Linked DNA regions of Mus musculus: region 2 is linked to region 1. A link is a loop called in an ENCODE intact Hi-C map of the cell type or tissue named here. Cell type or tissue: heart. All regions are shown on one strand. Each heading gives the region's core, and the rest is flanking DNA. Links, peaks and the distances in the headings are about the cores only. Region 1 holds the start of Snx4 (sorting nexin 4). Region 2 holds the start of Iqcg (IQ motif containing G).

Evidence for each region. Peaks named below come from ENCODE experiments on the same cell type or tissue, not always from the same donor. Only the 100,000 strongest peaks of a DNase experiment are listed, where the experiment ranks them.
Region 2: it touches region 1 in a loop (3-fold over the local background); 2 of 42 quality-filtered maps call a loop at or near these places.

Annotation. Positions count from the first base shown.
Region 1 is chr16:33,251,237-33,254,140 of GRCm38, forward strand. Snx4 (sorting nexin 4) reads left to right here and starts at 220. Exons shown (of 14, transcript NM_080557.2): 1 at 220-365. The coding sequence starts at 225. In heart, for the core only: a CTCF peak has its summit at 1,819 (motif pointing right); no DNase peak of the experiment used is centred there; H3K4me3 peaks cover 1,254 bases; H3K27ac peaks cover 918 bases.
Region 2 is chr16:33,055,199-33,058,102 of GRCm38, forward strand. It overlaps Iqcg (IQ motif containing G), which reads right to left and starts at 988. Exons shown (of 11, transcript NM_178378.3): 1 at 953-988. Rpl35a (ribosomal protein L35A) reads left to right here and starts at 1,255. Exons shown (of 5, transcript NM_001130485.1): 1 at 1,255-1,312; 2 at 1,938-1,980; 3 at 2,192-2,344. The coding sequence starts at 1,970. In heart, for the core only: no CTCF peak of the experiment used is centred there; DNase peaks (open chromatin) are centred at 683 and 1,323; H3K4me3 peaks cover 2,120 bases; H3K27ac peaks cover 1,908 bases.

The sequences.
Region 1 (2,904 bases), core at 296-2,795:
GTAGCCAACCCTCTGTAGTCGCCCTAGCTTTCCCCTACCTCCCTCGGTCGCAGGTCTTGGCTGGTGGTCCAGCGTTCTGGGGTCTCCGCTGCCTAGGAGGAGTTTCTGTGGGCAGGGGCGGGACTACCGAGAGCGCAGGGCGGAGCTACCACAAGCAGAGGGCGGGGCGGCTGGAGTCAAGGCCCCGCGCAGGCGCACTGGACTCGCGGTGCCAAACTACAGCTATGGAGCAGGCACCTCCGGACCCCGAGAAGCTCTTGCAGCCTGGACCCCTGGAGCCGCTGGGTGGCCCTGGCGCTGTGCTGGAGGCCGCGGTCGGTGAGGAGAACGAGGGCACCCGAGAAGACGGCTCAGGGGTCGACACGGTGAGGAGAGGGGCGGCGGAGGCTTCCGGTCTGGGGCCGGGCCTAGCGGGCCGGGCCGGGCCGCCCTGGCTGGGTCTGGTGGGTGCGGTCCCGAGACCGGAGGATGACCCGATGCGGAGTGGAAATGGACTCACAGGCGCGGCGTGCCGGAGCGCCGCGTGGGCGTTGTCACGCGTGTCCGTGGTGGCGTGGCCCGCGGTGTCAGTGGGCGCGTCCCCCGGGGTCTGGCCCTGAAGAGGCTCGCTGCTGTTTCCGGCCGGCCGAGGGGGTCGCTGGGAGGCGGCTACACCCTTGGTGAGAGGCGAGTGTGCGCAGTAAGGGGGGCTTGGCCTATGGACACGTCGGGAAATAGACATCAGCGTCACGTTAAAGAGAAGGGACAGAGGAAGAAACATTTGTTGAACTCTCCATTTAGCTGTAATGTCGTTATAATGTTTCCTCCTGCAATCCCCGCCCCTCGGTGATAACTGGTGTTTCTCACCTTTTGAGTTAAGGGAGTGTCGCGTTGTCAATCTGTGAGTGCATCCATCCAAAGGGTCGTGACGGATTTGTAGACTCTGATGAACAAATGTTTAGGAAACTCATTAGCGCCCTGTATTTGAACTCCCTGACCCTCAGTTGCTCAGCCCCTGTCCAGCCATTTTGCTGTTGCCCCCTCACCCCCAGTAGGTATTCATGCTAAGGTAACCCGTACATTTTTATGATTGATGCGTCTCTAGAGAGGACTAAGTTTCGAGAGAGCTAACCAGGAACTTCTCAGCAGTTGGAGGTTTTGACTACTTAAACCATTTATGTGTGCTTATAAGTTAAAGACTTTAACTTTTTGTTTGTTTGTTTGTTTTGTGTTTTTTCGAGACAGGGTTTCTCTGTATATAGCCCTGGCTGTCCTGGAACTCACTCTGTAGACCAGGCTGGCCTCGAACTCAGAAATCTGCCCTCTCCCCTCCCAGGAGTGCTGGGATTAAAGGCGTGCACCACCACGCCCGGCTAAGACTTTGATTTTTGAGAACAGTTTTAAGGTCGCTGTAGAATTGAAAGAGAAATGGGGAGATTTTCCCGTATACTCAGTTCTCATATTCAGACTTGTGCCTTGTCCACGCTTCTTACCAGACTCGTTTATGTTATACGCGGTGAGGCCAGGTTGTCACCCAAAGTCCATAGTTTACACACTGTCACATGAACTTTTAAGTGTCCTAAAAAATCCTCTACGCTGCCTGTTCTTCTCTGTCCCTCTCCTGTTGTTCTTTCCTTTTTCTTTTCTTCATTCCTGTTGTTTTCCCTTTCAGGCATGTCCTATAATTGTCATCATATAATATGTAGCCCTCCCTACAAGCCCCAGACATTGTCGGCCTGCAATGCAGAGATCTGCCTCCTTGATATTAAAGGCATGCCTGGCTAATACATAGTTTTTTTTCTTTTTTTAAATAATTATTTATTATTATAATACATAAGTACACTGTTGCTGTCTTCAGATGCACCAGAAGAGGGCATCAGATCTCATTATGGGTAGTTGTGAGCCACCATGTGGTTGCTGGGATTTGAACTCAGGACCTCCGGGAGAGCAGTCAGTGCTCTTACTTGCTGAGCCATCTTGCCAGCCCTAATACATAGTTTTGACATGAGTTTCTTTTTTATTTTGTATGTATCTGTGTGTGGGTATCACTCTGTGACTGTGGGTGTGACTGTCTGGAGCTGTAGTTATAGGAACTGCCTGACATGGGTCCTGAAAACTGGGCTTGGGTCCTTCACAAGAGCAGTATGTACTCTGAAGATTTATTTTATTTTGTATGTATGAGTATTTTGTCTGCGTGCATGTGTATGTGTGTGTGTGTGTGTGTGTGTGTGTGTGTGCACATGTGTCATTTGTGAGCCCGTGAGGGTCAGAAGAGGGCATTAGATCCTCTGGAAGTGGCAGTAAGCATGATTGGGAGCCACCAGGTGGATGCTGTGAACAGAATCTGCGTCTTCTGCAAGGCCACGTAAGGCTGTCTTAGAGCTCACTCTGTAGGCCCAGCAGGCCTCAAACACAAGAGATCCACCTGCCTCTGCCTCCTGAGTGCTGAAATAAAGGCTTGTGCCACCAACACCTAGCCACACAATGTTCTTAATCACTGAGCTGTCTATCCAGCCCAGACTTAGACTATTCTATATGTTTTTGTTTGACAAGATTTCATGTAGCCCAGGGCATTCTGGAACTCCTGATTTTCTTGGATTACAGGCAAGAACCACCATTTTGTGATATTTTTGCTCTGTTTAGGTAGGTTCTCACCTTTACCTGGGTTAGCCTGGAAGTTTTGGGAATCCTTCTCTTGATTCTTTTGTTTGTTTGTTTTTTGGTTTTTCGAGACAGTGTTTCTCTGTATAACCCTGGCTGTCCTGGAACTCACTTTGTAGACCAGGCTGGCCTCGAACTCAGAAATCCACCTGCCTCTGCCTCCCAAATGCTGGGATTAAAGGCATACGCCACTACCGCCCAGCCCTTCTCTTGATTCTTAGTGATGGGATTACAGATGTGAGCTTCCATACTTCCTCTTACTTT
Region 2 (2,904 bases), core at 109-2,608, 200 kb before region 1:
ACACATAATGTACCTCTTACTGACCTAAAACAGAGCAATCTTCATACTTCAACCTTCTAAGTGCAAGGATTACAGACACCAGAGCCAACATGCCATCCTTGCTCCCTCATGTAGGCTGCAAGAGGGCAGACGTTTTAGTCTGTTTACTCTGGTGCCCTACAAGCCTACAGCATTCTTGGTAGTGGTAGTCATTCAATAAATTACTCTCTGATTAAATGAATGGATCCATCAGTTCGCCTTAATTAATGCACAAGTTAGGAACTGTAAATCTGAGTCTATTAAATTTATCTGTGGGCTGGTGAGATGGCTCAGTGGGTAAGAGCACCTGACTGCTCTTCCGAAGGTTCAGAGTTCAAATCCCAGCAACCACATGGAGCCATAACGAGATCTAGCTCCCTCTTCTGGAGTGTCTGAAGACAGATATAGTGTACTTACATATAATAAATAAATGAATTTTAAAAAATTTATCTGCATCCGACAAGTCAGGGAAAGGATGGAAGGATATCTTCTATCTCTCACTTCCTCACATCGTCTCCCTTTTTTTCAGATGGGGTCTCATGTAGCTCAGGCTGACTGGCACTCCCTATGTAGCAGAGGATGGTCTTTTAAGTCCTATTCACCTGCTCGCACAGCTAGAATACTGGGGTTACAAGCAAGCACCGGGACCGCGGTTTGCCTCATGGATGTTTGTTGCTGTTAAGATGGGGCCTTGCTATGTAACTTAGCCTAGCCTCGAATTTGTGATGTGATCCTCCTACCTCAGTCTCCGGAATAAATGCTGAGGTTAACGGGCAACGGCTACCACACCCTGTTTGTTAAATTAAAGATGGGAAAAAATAAAAGAACAAATCAAGAGAAACTCCTGCCTTCATGCTCCAGGTTTTTCTCTCCTATATGGTAGGATCCCAGTCTCCATTCTAGGAAGAGGAGAAAACACTTAACTTTTCCTTACCTCTCTACCAGCCCAGCTGGAGGCGGGAACCAAACTAATCGGTAGCTATGGCAACGCGTCGCGCAAGCTCTTTTTTTTTTTTAAGTAGGACCCCTGATTCTTTCTTAGTCGACTACGATTTTGCCTTTCCTTGTTCCTAAATAATACGTGTTGCCGCTTACAAAGACGAAAGGGCAGGAGGGAAAGAATTTAAAGTTCTTGAGCGCGGCTTGGCTGAGTCGAGCCTCTCTCTCTGTCTCTGACCTTTGCTTTCTGGCGCAGTGTGAGCGGCCTAAGCGCGGAGAGGGGCGGGGCGTGCGTCCCACAAGGCCGCGCGGCGGGGCTTGCCTTCCTCTTTCCGCCATCTTGGCGCCTGTGGAGGTGAGGGGGGTTCCTGCTGCTGAGCTTTGGGGCCCGATTGCTGGGGTGCGTTTAGTTTCATCCCTCACCGAGACAACCTGGCGTCTCGGAGAACCCGACCGCCAGAGGTTTCTGGGGATTCCAGGAGGATGGAGGGCGGGATGGAGGCGATGACGGGCTGATGGTGTGGAGGCCCCGGCCGGGGGAGGAGAGCTCGCTGGTCTCGGTCGATCTCCGGCTCGGGAGGAGAGAATGGGTGCATTTCCCCCGGTCTTACTGGCCCGGGGAGCGGTGGTCCCTGGGAGCTGGGTTCCCCGCACAGAGCCGGATCTCGCCTGTGTTAGCTGCTTTCTGTACTGATGGAGGCATGAGCTCGCCTCCGGGTTCCTTTTGGGGTTTGAGAAGTTAAGTCTCGGGTGAGTCGCCTTCCCACCCGGCCTTTGCCCACGATTCCGAGTCGTTCGTTGTCATTGGTTGTCGGAGCCCTGAGTATTTTGCCAGGCTCTGCCTCTATAGGGGGCAGGGCGTAGGTAAGAGGTCCCCATCCTTGGGACGCCGACTGAAGCCATCTCTCGCGCCGGGAAATAGTGACAGGTGGGATGCGTGCTGCATGACTCTCGGTTGAGCTCTCGGTTTTGTTTTTCAGGCCTGCTGGGAACAGGACTTCTAACAGCAAGTATGTCTGGAAGGTACGCGATCTCACAATAGTCGTTTTCTCCATTTCTGTTTCGTTCTATTAAACGCGAAGCTAAAGTTCAGTGTAATGCGGGAGGGGAACGAGAGGTCTGCTGTAGATAGCTGGAGTAGGAATTGCTACAAAGCAAATCATGGTGGCTTGCTAAAAGATACATGAAAAGTTGTAACGGGGTAGTCATCATGTCTTTCTTAACGTTGTCTTAGGCTGTGGTGCAAGGCCATTTTTGCTGGCTACAAGCGAGGTCTCCGGAACCAAAGAGAGCACACGGCTCTTCTTAAAATTGAAGGCGTTTATGCCCGAGATGAAACGGAGTTCTACTTAGGCAAGAGATGTGCTTATGTGTATAAGGCAAAAAAGTAAGTATGCTCCCATGCCTTTTAATTTTTGGTTGACTAATCTCGTTTTTTCTACTGAAAAGGTAGGGGTGTTAGTGAGAAATTGGTGTGGTTGAGTCTTCCTAGACACGTGAAGAGCTTAGAGGAAATTAGAGAGGGATCTTTTTGTCGGTGGTATGGACTATATAGGCACCATTGGTTCGTAGTACAAGTGTAGAAGTTCCCTGTGTTAAGTCCCTAACATGGTTAAAAACAAAGATTACAGCTCTTAGTACCTTTCATTTTCCTTTGAAAGGGTTTATATAGTACTTTTCAATGTATCTTGATTTGTTTTAGTTACTAAAAATGACAATTACTAGAATAGATTGTTCTTGTTATTGTACAATTTATTTGCTCCCACATCTATATTGAGTTAGGTGATTCTGCTCTGCTCTGTGAACAAACAGTCTATTGCACCCTGACTTAGAACAATTGAGGTTACATTTGGAAAAACTAGTTGAAAAATTAGTTAATTTTTTATGTGCATTGGTGTTTGCTTGTTTGTATAGCTGTGAGGGTGCCAGATTCCCTGGACCTGGATA